5 separate regions of the Homo sapiens genome follow, and all the other regions are linked to region 5. Evidence: chromatin contacts called from ENCODE Hi-C or POLR2A ChIA-PET data. All regions are on one chromosome and are shown on one strand. The core of a region is the stretch at or near the end of the contact, and the rest is flanking DNA. Distances in the headings are between cores, read along the strand shown. Region 1 holds the start of STK17A (serine/threonine kinase 17a). Region 2 overlaps OGDH (oxoglutarate dehydrogenase). Region 3 holds the start of DBNL (drebrin like). Region 4 holds the start of C7orf25 (chromosome 7 open reading frame 25). Region 5 holds the start of LINC00265 (long intergenic non-protein coding RNA 265).

Evidence for each region. Hi-C counts contacts between places; a loop is a spot of excess contacts on that map. ChIA-PET counts read pairs that join two places held with the same protein, here RNA polymerase II (POLR2A). Pooled maps may share reads with other maps.
Region 1: a loop to region 5 is called in a pooled map, with 5 times the contacts of the local background. The contact joins the promoter of STK17A here to the promoter of LINC00265 in region 5. A Hi-C loop is called at or near these places in 4 of 50 pooled maps. POLR2A ChIA-PET finds 5 or more read pairs at or near these places in 2 of 52 experiments (CD8-positive, alpha-beta T cell and RWPE1).
Region 2: a loop to region 5 is called in a map with no recorded cell type, with 6 times the contacts of the local background. The contact joins the enhancer-like site here to the promoter of LINC00265 in region 5. A Hi-C loop is called at or near these places in 2 of 37 single-sample maps with no recorded cell type and 4 of 50 pooled maps.
Region 3: a pooled map shows a loop between it and region 5 (2.4-fold over the local background). The contact joins the promoter of DBNL here to the promoter of LINC00265 in region 5. A Hi-C loop is called at or near these places in 1 of 50 pooled maps. POLR2A ChIA-PET finds 5 or more read pairs at or near these places in 2 of 52 experiments (B cell and OCI-LY7).
Region 4: a loop to region 5 is called in a pooled map, with 7 times the contacts of the local background. The contact joins the promoter of C7orf25 here to the promoter of LINC00265 in region 5. A Hi-C loop is called at or near these places in 7 of 50 pooled maps.

The regions. Positions count from the first base shown.
Region 1 is chr7:43,581,715-43,584,528 of GRCh38, forward strand. STK17A (serine/threonine kinase 17a) reads left to right here and starts at 1,394. Exons shown (of 7, transcript NM_004760.3): 1 at 1,394-1,735. The coding sequence starts at 1,530. RefSeq lists a silencer at 1,014-1,793 and enhancers at 2,194-2,243, 2,374-2,483.
Region 2 is chr7:44,632,731-44,635,430 of GRCh38, forward strand. The region is part of intron 2 of OGDH (oxoglutarate dehydrogenase); the gene reads left to right. Among named protein-coding and RNA genes, the nearest start is that of OGDH, 27 kb to the left of the region's middle. RefSeq lists an enhancer at 1,401-1,450 and a silencer at 2,627-2,700. Within about 2 kb of position 1,296, at least 31 of the 41 ENCODE cell types and tissues checked have a DNase peak (open chromatin) inside an H3K27ac peak, as active enhancers do.
Region 3 is chr7:44,043,218-44,045,998 of GRCh38, forward strand. It overlaps DBNL (drebrin like), which reads left to right and starts at 1,485. Exons shown (of 13, transcript NM_001014436.3): 1 at 1,485-1,603. The coding sequence starts at 1,521. LINC00957 (long intergenic non-protein coding RNA 957) reads left to right here. Exons shown (of 3, transcript NR_072982.1): 3 at 1,036-1,079. RefSeq lists a silencer at 1,525-1,744 and an enhancer at 1,683-2,183.
Region 4 is chr7:42,910,695-42,913,394 of GRCh38, forward strand. C7orf25 (chromosome 7 open reading frame 25) reads right to left here and starts at 1,376. Exons shown (of 2, transcript NM_001099858.2): 1 at 1,221-1,376; 2 at 1-227. The coding sequence starts at 206. RefSeq lists enhancers at 205-902, 903-1,599 and a silencer at 948-1,207.
Region 5 is chr7:39,732,264-39,735,020 of GRCh38, forward strand. LINC00265 (long intergenic non-protein coding RNA 265) reads left to right here and starts at 1,305. Exons shown (of 12, transcript NR_026999.1): 1 at 1,305-1,781. RefSeq lists enhancers at 708-807, 898-967, 1,125-2,324, 1,258-1,337, 2,529-2,757.

The sequences.
Region 1 (2,814 bases), core at 144-2,643, 3.8 Mb after region 5:
TTCAGCCATGGCTTTAAAATCATCAAATACCTCATGGGAAAAGTGGTGGCTTTCTGAGCTGCCTATCTTTCCAGGATTTCAGTCATCCAAGTCCTTGCTGGGAGAGGAAATTTTTAACTTTTGTCAACTTTTCTATTTTTTCTTAGTGAGAATATTGAACACAAATAAACTAGTATATCAGTGCCAGAAGCAAAACTCCACTGAGACAGTCTGAGTAGAGCAGTGGTGTGATTTGGTTTCGATTTTTAAAAGATCACTCTCATTGCCTTGAAAATGAACTATGCGACATTAGGGAGAAAGAAGGATGGAAGCAGGTGGTCCAGTTAGTAAACTATCACAATAATCCAGGTAAGAGATAACGATGGCTCAGGCCATGGTGGTAAGGTGGAAATAGAGAGAAGTGATCAAACGCCGCATCTAGTTTGAAGGAAAAGACAAGAGGGTTTACTGACAAACTGGAGATGAGCATGAGAGAGGAATCAATGCTCATCCCAAGATTTTTGGCCTGAACAGCTAGAAGGAAGGAGATGAAGAAAACTGAGACGGGGAAAGCTGGGTAGGAGTGCATTCATGAAGACCAATCAGCAACTTACTTTTGTGTATGTTAAGTCTGAGATGCTAATTTGACATGTAAGTGGAGATGCCAAATGCATAGTCAAATACACCAGTCTGAAGTTCAGGGAATATTTGGAAGCTAGAGATACAAATTCTGTAGTCATGAGCATATAGATGGTAATTAAAGTCGTAAGACCGGATGAGAGGACCTCGAAAGTAAATATAGAGACGACTACAGACAATATAATAGTGTCTATTTCATAGGGCCGGTGTGCAGGGTTAATAATATTTATACAACTCTGCCTCCAGACCCCTCTCCCAGTGTACGGAGATCAGGATCTCATCACCCCTCCCCACCACGTGAAGTCCTGCTTACAGCTCAAATGCCTTTTATTAACCGAAGTGCCTCCAGACCCCTCCCCTCCTCACCACGTGAAGTCCCGCTTACAGCTCAAATGCCTTTTATTAACCGAAGGTCAGCTTTTGTGACTCTCAGACGCTCAACAGGTGCGCAACTCTGCTAACGCAGTAGGCTGTCCTGGCCAAAGGGTGGTGCTGTGAGTCGCCTCCAGCCTCCGGGCCGTCCCGAAAGCTGCACCTTCTCCCCCTGAGCTGCAGAGGGCGCGCGTGAGGCATCGGGCGCTCAGGACCCCGCGGGAGCTCAGCGAGGGGGCGGGCGGCCACGGAGTGAGGCCGGGGCGGGGTCGGGCGCGGGGCGGACGTGGGGAGGGGTTGGCCGGGGCCAGAAGCAGGGTGCAGGGCAGGCGCGGGGCGGTCACGGGGGCGGGGCCGGTCGCGGGGCGCGGGGCGGGCCCGAGCTACCGGTAGTCTGCCTGCCGCAGTCCGAGCGCCGCGCTGGGGAGAGCGGGTGTTTGAAGGCTCCGCGGACCGGCACTAGGAGCCGGGGGCGGGTCCGTGACCCTCCGGCTGCTCGGAGTGAACAGGCGGCCAGGAAAGAAGCGGGCCTGAACACCATGATCCCTTTGGAGAAGCCAGGCAGCGGCGGCTCCTCCCCAGGCGCCACCTCAGGCTCGGGCCGGGCAGGCCGGGGTCTGAGCGGGCCGTGCCGGCCGCCGCCGCCGCCCCAGGCCCGCGGGCTGCTGACAGAGATACGCGCCGTGGTGCGCACCGAGCCCTTCCAGGACGGCTACAGCCTGTGCCCGGGCCGGGAGCTGGGCAGGTGAGGACGGGCGGGGCCCGGCGCGGAACCTTCCCGGACGCGCGGGGCGGGACGTGGGCGCCGATAAGTGCCGGCGCCGCGGCGGCGAGGCTGAAGTGGCGTTGCTGCTGCCGATAACGCGCGTTGTGACTTGGCACAAACTTGGGTGCCGACGGCAAGTAGGGCAGCCGAGTCGCACCAGCGCCCCCTCCACGCGCCGCGCCCAGCAAGCGAGTGGTGGTAACTCGATGGCGGTCCCGGAGGCGCGGACACTTTCCTCAGCCCTTTCGTTCTCTGTGGCGTTTCGAATGGCTATTTAACGAGAGAAGGTGCGGGCCGCGCTCTGCCTTTCACCCCGAGCAGCGGGTCTGAAAACCAGAGGTCTGTGGAGCCGACTTTGCATTTTTCCTTCAACTCTTGCGACTTTCTTGGTCTGCCTGTGTGGTTTTAATAAAATACAGCATCCGTTGTGACCGCTTCCTTTGCACCGGCGCTCTGTTACCTTGTGTCGGTCTTCTGCTGAATTCATTTTCGTTTTCTTGGTTGGTTTTCTGCCGTTTTAGTTCTAAAGCATTTAGGTCCCTTTGCTTCGAGTTTAGATTGGTTTCTTTCGTGGGCGCTTGGCCCTTTTCTCGCTTTTTACTTTGCTGGGAACCGATTCTTGCCTTCTCCCCCCACCCCACGCTAGCCCACCCTTTTTTTGTGGGAGTAGAGAGAGCTTACAACTTGGTCTGTAAAGTTGCAGGTGCAGGCTGTTCGGATGCTTTACATTTTGTATGCTGAAGAGGGGTGATCGAGTGATTTTTGTGGGGTTTGGCGACTCTTCCTTGAGAACAGTTTGAAGAAGTTGTTAAATACTCTGGCTTTGGGGGCAGACCTGAGTTCATATTCGTGCCCTTCTTGCTGTGTTTGCCTTTGGAGGGGTTAGACTCTCCAGCCTCACTTTCCTCATCCGTAAAATCGTATAATGATGACAGTACCTACCTCAGAGGTGGCCTGAAGATGCCATGCTTGTCAAGCGCATACCACTGGGCTTGCCACATGGCGTTCAGTAAATGTTCGCATTATTGCCAGCATTTGTCATGGTTGCAAAATAGCAC
Region 2 (2,700 bases), core at 46-2,545, 4.9 Mb after region 5:
GCCTCAGGCTCCCAAGTAGCTGGGACCATAGGCGCGTGCCACCACGCCTGGCTAATTTTTTGTATTTTTAGTAGAGACGGGGTTTCGCCATGTTAGCCAGGATGGTCTCAATCTCCTGACCTCATGATCCGCCTGGTGGATGTTTTTAATGATTATCCTTTTGTACTGTACTTTAAGAAAAAAAAAATTTTGTTTAATGTCAGAAATTGAAAGGGGAGAGAGATCAAAAATACCTTAATGGGGCCAGGCACAGTGGCTCACGCCTGTAATCCCAGCACTTTGGGAGGCTGAGGTGGGCAGATCACGAGGTCAGGAGATCGAGACCATCCTGGCTAACATGGTGAAACCCTGTCTGTACTAAAAATACAAAAAATTAGCCGGGCATGGTGGCGCACCCCTGTAGTCCCAGCTACTTGGGAAGCTGAGGCAGGAGAATGGCGTGAACCTGGGAGGCGGAGCTTTTAGTGAGCCAAGATTGAGCCACTGCACTCTAGCCTGGGCAACAGAGCGAGACTCTGTGTCAAAAAAAAAAAAAAAAAAAAAACCCTCAATGGGAAAGTAGACTCCAAGAGTGAAAAGGAGCAAATTGTTCCAGTGAGTTCCATTCTGTAGCACAGGTGGCCACAGGTGCTTGCCTTTGAGGAAATGAAAGAGCCATGCTTTGTAAGTCAGAGGCAGGCTCAGCTTCCCCGCACAGTCTGAAGCTGGGTGGCGGTGAGAAATTACTAAAAGGTTAGTGCCGGTTTTTTAGATGAAGTCATCATGTTATTAAAAAATAGTCTGTTTAGTCTCTAGGTTACTGTTCTCTGGCTCCCCTCCCCATCCAAGACTCCCTTGGAGGGAGGTTTGAGGACTTTGGGATTCTCATATCTCTTCGCGTCCATGATTGGATCGTGAGGTGAGGAGATAGCCTTTAGAACCCTCTCTTTGAGTGGTCAGTCACGTGGTATTCCCTCTGAAACCCTGGAGCAGATGCTTTGTGTAGCTGGGCTGGGGTTCCCCCAAATAGGGTTGCATAATTATTGAGGACAGATGAGGCCTCAACCAGACGACCACAGGTGACCCCAGACTGTGGGTCTTCCTCACCTCCTTGAGAGTTGCAATTCTGAGAGCTGATAAAATGTGCCATTGTGTGCAGATCTGGGTAGTTTGAAGCGTTCTCATTTCCTGAGGTGTGTCAGAAAGACTGCGTGAGAAAGGGGTCACAGTATCTTGGATGTCATCTTTTCATGCAGTAAAAAGTCTGGTTTCCATGAATGTTTGTATAACAAACCACCTCAAAACTTGGCACCAGTGTAGCATGTCTCATGACTCTGTGGGTTGGCTAGGTTTCCCCACTCCTCCCACTGCCAGCTCCCTTGGAGCTGAGGCTCACACCAGGCTAGAAGCCATGAAGGCCTCTGATGTGTCTGGCAGTTTGTGCTGGCTGTTCACTGGGCCCTGCCATCCTCCAGTAGGCCGGAGCGATTCCTGCACAAAGTCCCAGAGTAGCTCCAGACAGGGAAAAGAAAGGCTGTGGGGCCTTTGAGGCCTAGGTCCAGACCGTACACTGCTACTCCCCACGCCATTACCTTGGTTAGAGCAAGTCACAGACAACCCTTAGGGACATCCGTTTGGGGAGAGGAAAAGGCATGGCCACTGGACAGCCCTCCACAGCTCTTTTCATAATGACCTGATAGAGCAGCCACCTTTAGTCTAGTGCAGAATCCCAGCAAATATCATTCTGATATCAGTAGATTCCATAGGGCAGAGCTGAAGCAGCTGTTCTTTGCTAATCTTGGAAGTTTATTGATGTTTTATTTACACACCTGTACAGACAGAAGATAATAGAGATTGTTTAGAAATATTCTGTCACCTATAATGACTAAGCATTGCTATAATGGAGCATGTGGTTTCCTTAATTGAAGAATACCTAAATAGAAGCCCATTCTTAACTGGCCTCAGTATAAACAGCTTGTAGTGGCAGGTCACCAGGCCTGGATCACAGTGCCCTACCTTGTTTTTGCTTCATAGGCAGAATGGTGGTAAGTGGTACTCTGGCCTGGGCAAGGTCTGAGCAAGGCCTGCATTGATGGAGGGTCCAGAGTCCAGCTCTACCATCTGCACATTTTCTTTGGAGACTTGTGCTTAGCCCAACAGCATGAATCATTTGCTGAAGGCTCTGGAGGTGGGCATTCCATCCACAAGTCTCCCCAATAGGGAGTACCCTGTTTGGACATACAGGGTAGTCACACATATGGGTTTTAAATCTTGTTCTTAGGATATTTTCAGGAAAAGCTCTGGCCCACACGTTTAGGACCATTTCCTGGGCAGCATTGGAAGGAGTGGTAGAGGTCATGCAGGCCTGCCCTGTCTTGTGTGCAGGAAAAGAATGAGTTGTTGGTCTACACTGAGGCCGGGATGGGAGGCCTGCCCCTTACAGCAGCGCCGGCTGAACTCCAGGCTGGCTGGTCACATGGTGCCCAGCAGCTGACTTTTTATCAGCTTGGCTGGATTAGAATGAGCTGAAAGAAGAGCCATACGCCGGTGTTCCTTGGTTACATGGTGCCCTGTAGTTGATATTTATAGCAATTAAAAAGCATTGTCAGTGTCAGAACTTAGTAAGTGAGGTTGTGTGGATAGTGCTGGGCCTCATCAACTTATCAGCTGTGCGAGGGCCTTTGAGCATGGGTGTGGCTCCATGCAGCAAGGAGACCGGAG
Region 3 (2,781 bases), core at 235-2,734, 4.3 Mb after region 5:
TATGTATACCTATACCTATGCATATATATACATATATGTATACCTATACCTATGCATATATATACATATATATGTATACCTATACCTATGCATATATATACATATATGTATACCTATACCTATGCATATATATACATATATGTATACCTATATCTATGCATATATATACATATATGTATACCTATACCTATGCATATATACATATATGTATACCTATACATATGCATATATATACATATATGTATACATATATACACACATAGTATATATACATATACACTATGTGTGTGTGTATATATATACACATATATATACTATGTGTGTGTATATATGTATATATATACTATACTTTTTTTGAGACAGAGTCCCGCCCTGTAGCCCAGGCTGGAGTGCAGTGGCGCTATGTCGGCTCAGTGCAAGCTCTGCCTCCCTGGTTCACGCCATTCTCCTGCCTCAGCCTCCCGAGTAGCTGGGACTACAGGCGCACGCCGCCACGCCTGGCTAATTTTTTGTTTTAGTAGAGACGGGGTTTCATCGTATTAGCCAGGATGGTGTCGATCTCGTGACCCCTTGATTCGTCCACCTCGGCCTCCCAAAGTGCTGGGATTACAGGCGTGAGCCACCGTGCCCGGCAGGATTTATATTTTAAGGAGGCAGGGGAGTTATTCTCCATGGGAGGAAATAAGCCGTGAGCTGCCTTGCGCTTTGGCATGTTTCTCTATCATACAGATAAGAAGCTAGTTCAGTCAAGTGTATGCAGATTTGTGGATGGAAAAACTGGTGCTCCCAGGAGGAGGGGAGCAGATTGAGGAATTACTGACACCTTCTAGGGGCGACCAGCCAGATGTGCAGGTGAAGCACAAGACAGGTTCTCTTCATGCCTCCACTATCCTGGCCTCGACCAAACTGCAGAGGGAAAAACTCAGGTGAGAGTGAGAAAGCACAGTCACTTTCAGTTAGGTTTGTAGCGGTGTGATCGTCACTTAGCACTCATTTATTCGTGTATTCATACATTTATGCATGTTTCTTTCACAGATCAAACTGTTGAGGGTCCACAAACAGGCTGAAGACCTCGTCTGGAGGGAGACTGCAGTGAACCCAAGATCGTTCAAATAAGCGCATCGACATAACAAGATTTAGAAAAGAATAAGCACGGTGCTGTGAGAGCAGCTAGCGGGGGCTGGACTGGGTCCCTGCGGCCAGGCTTCCAAGTCGAGCTGCCGTTTGGGTGGGACCAGAAGACGGGCTAGTCTGCGCCCCAGGATCCCTCCCTGAGGACAAACAGAAGGCCGGGTCCTCCCTTCTCCCGCTTGTCCTTCGGCATTCGCGGGACCTGCATGCTAGACCAGCTGGCCGGACAGCTCGCTAGGACCCGCGGGTGCGGCTGGCCCCTACCATTTCCGCTTCCTGCCGTGGGGCGGGGTTTCCGGTTGTCGGAGGCGAGGCTTGTCGGCTGTCAAAGGGGCGGCCCGGCCCGGCCCGGAAGCTACAGCAGCGGCGCGGAGACTGCGGGGCGGGCCATGGCGGCGAACCTGAGCCGGAACGGGCCAGCGCTGCAAGAGGCCTACGTGCGGGTGGTCACCGAGAAGTCCCCGACCGACTGGTGGGCGGCGAGACGGGCCAGGGTCGGGCCAGGGGCTGCCTCAGGGGTGGGTCTGTCTGGGGCGAGCGGGGGACTCGGGGGGAGCGGGAGCGCGAGCGCGGAGCGGTGCCCAGGCAGGTGGCCTGGGGCTTACCTGTCTGCCCCTCCACACCGCAGCAGGAGTGCTGTCTCACCCTCGTGACCCCTTGCCCCGCCGATCGTGGACAGGTTAAACCCGGCTTGGGGGGACCCAGTGAGTCCCCGCCCCTCCCCCTGTCGCTCGCCACCCACTGTGGGCTTCGCGGGCTTCCATGTTGGATCCTCGGCCTGGTCGTGCTTGCTAGCTTCGCCAGGTTCTTCTTTCCAGTCCTGGGACTTCCCTGGAGAAGGGGTTCCTGCACAGCCCTCTCTGAGAAGGCGGAAGCCACGCCCGGTTTTTTTGCAAACGCTGTGTTCGGGGATGGGCATTTGAGAGCGGCCTGGCAGCCGGGCTGTGAATGTGAGCCCTGCCCTGGGGGCTTCAGACGAGGAGCTCAGGGATCTGGGTTCTTGGCTGTCTGTGAACGTGGACTTCAGAACTTTCGTTTCTCCAAAAAGTGTACTCTTTCTTGTGCCTGAGCCATGGGAAGATGTACGAAAGTAGGATGCTCGCTATCTATTTGGGAAAAGGTCCCATTTTCCCTCTACCACCCAAGATATCCTCACTTTCCTCTTTGCTTAAATTGTTTTTACTGACCAGTTTTGAGAAATCCCAGTTCTGAGAAATATGCTGAGTATGGTGGGCTAAGGTGACCAACTTTGGGGAATAGAAACTGGGCCTTGGAGTCTGAGTCGTGGTGGGGCCACACTGTGGTCAGCACTGAGGCCCTCCCAACTGTCTTCCCCTTGTGTGGGGGCCATCTCCACTTGTGTAAGTGCTTTCTCATCTCCTCTGCTCTCCGTAGTGCCCAGCACAGAGCGGCTTTTATGCAGTGTACTATTGTGACCCTGAGGATGTTATGGCTTTGCTTTTTCCTCAGCCCTGGGCCATTAGGGGAAGAGCTTTAGAACACCAGTTGCTTGGTTCTATGGGGTCTCTGTAGACTCTCCTGTCAGGTCTGAGTGCCCTGGATGGCACTTATGCCAAACAGCACATCTTCTGTTTTGGAGGCATCTAAAGAAGGATATCTCGTCATTTCCTTGGTGGGGTTTTCTGCCTG
Region 4 (2,700 bases), core at 126-2,625, 3.2 Mb after region 5:
AGGTTAGTGCTCTGTAAATGAGACTCTTTAATAGCTACTTTCCCAGCTTCTACTTTCTGCAAGAATTTTAATTCTGCCTTCAATTTGCTGCACAGCTTTGCACCACCTTCTATGCCACCTTTTCTTGATCTAGAAAGTGATTCTGCTCTCTTGATCAGTTCCTTGGCTATGGCGATTCGTTCACAGAGCATGGAATGTGCAGACATGCTGTCAGCATTATTCCTTTCCTAGGGAAAGAAACAAGGCAAACTTCAGTAGTCTCCTAAAATTATGACAATCAATTCTTCACTGGTGATTAAAAACTTCAATCTAGCAACACAGCTTATGGAGGGTGAGTCTATGAACCCGGGCTTGTGTATGTCTCATTCTGGAGTGACTGCTTCCTCTGATAGCTAAGGAAAGGATGGCAGCTACACTTTTGAACTCTTCTTTAGGTACGTCTGACACACTTTAGACCTTCATTTCTTCAGCTTGAAAGCCATGGGGACACAGCATGGTCCTAGGTTAGGATACAATGCAAGAGTTGGGCAATCTGCTATATAAATAATTCCCTTATGTCTATCAGCGGCCTGTTTAACTGCTGAGAAATTTTAATAAAGGCGACAAAAATGCCGAAAACAAAAATACACACAGACTGGCTAGTTAGCAAACTGTCCAAAGCAAGTGTCTGTCCTAAACTGAGCACTTCAGCCTCCCTAACCTTTTCCTCCTTCCCGAGTTGGTCTCCTTCAACCGGCTGCCTCATGATTTCCCCCGAGGCTTGGGGTACTTACGCCAAAAAAAATCAACACTGCCTCATTTCTGCATTTGACGTCAACCCAGACTATTTTAAAAGACCGAAGAAGACCACCAACTTGCGTCCCACTCCCACTCCGACTCTGAAGGAAAATCCGAAGATGAAACTAAACTCCAAGGCTGCAACCCGCGGCGGCCGTGCAAGCGGCCCCAGCGCAGGTCGCCGGGTGGGCGGGCCAGAGGCCGGCGGGGCCTTCTCGGTGGGCTGCGGGGCCCTCGGCCCTGCCCGGCCACCTGCACAGCCGGGCCCTGCCAGGAGGGGCCGGGGCCGAAAAGCCCCCACCGCCAGCGCCGCGGCTCAGGGACCAGGCGCTGATAGCGCGCGGCCGACCCCCTTCCCGCCGGGCCGGCCCTGCCCAGCCCCCTCTGGCCTCAGAAGAGGCGCCCCGCTCCCAGCCTCCCCGCCTCGCTCCCCGGCTCCTCACCGGCAGCGCCAGAACCGCGAGCGCGAGCACGCAGGCGCGTGCACGCAGAGGCCGGGACCCGCCGGGAAATCTCAACCGGGCAGCCCCCACCCCGCTCGAACGCCGAGGCGGCTCCACCCGCGCGAGCCCCGCCGCCTCGGGCACCTCCTGCATCACGTGGTTCCGGGCCGGGTGACGCCAAACCTGCGATTCCCAAGCGGCAGCGCGGCCTCCCGAGCCGGGTTGACGCTGGCGTGGCGGCCATGTTTATTGAGGGCACCTGGCTTCTCCCGCTTGCGCCGCCGGGTGAGCCTGAAGGCGCGCACCCACCTGGCTCCAGGAAGAGGGACCGAGCTCGCGTGCTGGGCCTCACTCCCACTGGGGGCGTCGGCCACTCGATCGCAACCGGGTCGTAGGCATTTTGGGGGCTCATTTTAACAGAAGAAACGCTGGAGAAGCTTGTCAGAGGTGACAGCTGAGAAGTACTGCCTCTGGGACTTCTGCCTCCAAGCCAAAGCACTTTCCACTGCATTGTCCTGGGCCCTCCAAAGAAAGTGTGCTGTCCTTCTGAAGAGAAGAAATGATTGCATGGCTTCCGAGGGGCTGCCATATTCATATTACTGTAGTAGAGTGTCCAGAGTCACCCAGAAAGATTAGGGCTGTAAGAAAGTAAAGCTAATTTAAAATATTAAAGAGGACTTCCAGTTATAATTAATCCTGTGTATCCTGCTCCTTCTCCAAACTTAACAGTAAAGCAATGCTCCTTCTCCAAATAACAGTAAAGCAATGACAAAGGGAACAAACAAAGGCAAAAAGAACAAGAGAAGAGATGACTGCAGACCGGTTATACCAACACATTTTTGGAGGACAAGAGCAATAACTTATTCAGTCCTTACAGCGTGACAGACATTGTTCTAAGTGTTTTACACATTGTTCACTCCTTTAAACAACCTAAAAGGTAGAGATATTAAGTATGCTTTACAGATAAGTGAGCCATAGGGAGGTTACCTGAACCCAAGCACCCTCTTTGCAGATGGTGTCAGGAGAACTGAGCAAACTGCTTGTAGAAGGGGATATTTAGCCACTGATTCACAAAGCAGAACCCCAGAAAGCTTCAGGTGCCTTGAAGGTAGAAGGGAGGGCAGTAAATTGTTCAGGCAGAAGACTAGTTTAAGATGCTAAAGACAGGGCATCAGAGGGATTCCAGACACAAAGCCTAACAAAGGATGAGAGGTGCCATGATGTTTTCCTACTGAATAGTGCAATGCTAGCAGCCCCCTTCTCTGCCCCTCCCATAATGCAGGCACCCCTCTACCGCTCCCTACCACTATCTCCCCATAACCCTATTTTTCTCTGAAGAAATGAGTAGACAAAAGACCCTAGAGAAATGGCTCGGCAATACCAACATTCAGCATCCCCTAGTGTGAGCCTCACGAACACAGCATTTCCCAACGTTTTTGTTATTTGAAGGAAATGGAAAACAGAACAAAATGGTCTCAAA
Region 5 (2,757 bases), core at 55-2,554:
GAGACCTTGTAAGTCTCAAGCCCATGTACTCCTTCCTGGGGACGAGAGATTAGGATACACCACTTCCAGCCCAGCCCCGTTCTTTCTGGAGGAATCCTTGAAGCAGAAACTGAAGGTGAAGAGAACATACAGAGAGGATGGGACAGGATGGACACCAAGCTGGGGCCTCAGGAGGCGGCCCAAAGACCTCAGCCCCGAGCACTGCAAAGGAGCAGGTTTCCAGATATGGTCAGGGCACCATCAAGAATGGATACCCTTTCTAGGGCCATGTCTGGTTATAATCTGTTCACTTTGTTCAGTACAAACGATCACTTCCAGAGCAGAGGCTGGGGTGGAGAGTTTGGAATTTAAGTTTTAACACGTCCTAGAGCCAGTCTCCTTGAGGGCAGGAACCTTATTCTCTTATTCATTACTGCATCCCCAGGCCTTGGAAAAGGACCTGGCTCATAGTTGGTTCTTATTAATTCTGAGAAGGGAAGGAGGAATGACTTCCTTCCGGGGACCCTCCTCAAGCTGGACTGAGCCAGGTCCTATGACCACCTGCGGAAGAGCACCGCAGGGTTTGGGGCCATCTGCAGCAAGACAAGGTGTCATTCAGGCTCCCTGCAGCTCAGCTCTAGCCAATTCTCCTCCTTCCCGCCATGCACACTGCAACTAGTGGAGCAGTTTTCCAGGGTGGCACTTCCCTTTCCCACCCTCCCCCGTTAGGAAAAGCCCTTCTTCTCCTGAGCTCCCATCGCTGCCTGAACCCCACTCGGCCTGGCCCTGCAGAAGCGAAAGCCAGGGACCGGATTTCTCCTGAAGTCTTCTCTGCCAACGACAGTTCCTCTTCCACTCTCCCCCACCCAAGGGCCGCTCCTCTTACAGTAGACAGCGGTGCCTGCATCGAAATGGAATTCAGGAGGAGCACGTGAGGGGGAGGGGAGAGGTGCATTTTGGAGGAACTTGATAGGAGGTGCCTTGGGACACCCTGGAGGCGACGAAGCTGCGTCTCTCAGACTGCCACTCTTACTCCTCGCCCTGTAGCAGAACCCCAACCCCCGGCCTGAGACTCCAGGGATCGGCTGAGCTCGCGGGCTAACGCTGTGAAGCCTGCCCAGCTACCGTGACGTCACGAGACCCCCGCTATCTCGTTGGTGGCTATTTCCTCTCCCGCTGTGGTCCCTGGAGACGCCGGAGGAGATTTCCGTGACAACGGCAAGCTGGCTGCAACGAAGCCGCCCACGTAGGCCTCCCCGGCCTGCTGGAGGAGAGGGGATCCCCCGGGGCAGAGGCGGCTACACCCGGAGAACCCGGAAACCGGAAGCGCAGATCCTGCCGGCTCTGGACTAGCCGCTCAGCACCAGGGCGGAAGGAAGACGAGGCGAGGCAAGCGCCAAGCTTCCATCCGGACTTCAAGGCCAGTGGCTGGGTCTGGTTTTCTCAACACGGCCTCCTAGTCTCCTTCCCGCTTGGGCATCTGTTTTTCTTATATAGACCCTGAAGCCGCCCGTGATGTTCTGTAAGCAGGTTCCGCTTCAGAATCAGAGGTACTTAAGAGGGAACCTGGATGCTAGACCTGCCCTTGCTGCTGGCCTCAGTTTCTTTACCTGTAAAACAGGGATTTTGGAACTGTTAAATTAAATCAAACTTAAAAGAATTACAACTTAAAGCTGCTGGAACTTTACATGATCCCGAGCCTTGAGAGGAATGTGGCTATGCAGCCTGAGTCATGTGGCATGCAGATGCAACCTCTGCCTTTTTCCGCTGTAAATAATTAAGAAGACCAAGTAGCATCCAAGGTAAGACCCCTTTAGATCATTGTCCCTCCTCACAGTCATAATCTTCCTTGGAATGTAGCAATCTGAAACCAACCACATCGTTGTAGGTATGCAACTTGCATGCACATTTGTAATCCTGCTGGAATGTCCCTGCCTCCGTCTATATAATTGAAACCTTAACTTCACCTTGGAAACGCTGACATCATTTGTTTGGAGTCAGCGCTTTCCTGGATGGCCATCCTCAATCTTTGTGTTTAAATAAACTCTATGCTTATTTACATTTTCTGAACTTCATTGTTTAAGGTTGACAGAATGCAGGGGGCAGGGGGACAGTGCAGTGGAGGGACATTAGAACCCCTAGAGTCCTGTGACTCCCAGTCAGAGGGGTCGCTCAGCTGCCAGGTGTCTTTCAAGGGTTCAAGATGAAGTGACGTGCCCCAGGTCCCACAGTGAGGAAGTGGCTGAGTCAGAACATAGGTAATTTCCAGAGCTTCTAATTAGCAATTCACAAGGAGATCCTTCAGAGCCTCTGCTTCCCCATTTGTAGAATGAGGATTGTAAACCCTTCTTCAGTGGGATGCCCCTAGAATTATGTGAAACCACTACAAAAAGTGCCAAACACATGGCTTTTAATAAATGGCCATTATGTCTTTAATTTTTAATAAAGAAAATGGGTTCTTATTAAATTTGTATTCTGTGTTGGGTCATAATGCTTATTCTTCTGTTAACTCGTTCCTCTTTAAGCTAGTCTGGCTTCCTGGTCTTCCTCTCTCCACCTCACCTCCCACTTCTGGAATTCCTAGGGCTTCAGCTTGCTTCTCTCTTACCCTGGTCACTTCACTCTCCCCTCCAGTAGATCTTGAGAGGTCTGTACCTTAATTTGCTAGTCTCCTTCCCGTTCCAGGCATCAGTTTTTTTATATATAGATTTACCCTAGGCCAGGCACAGTGGCACACACCTGTAATCCCAGCACTTTGAAAGGCCAAGGTGGGCGGAT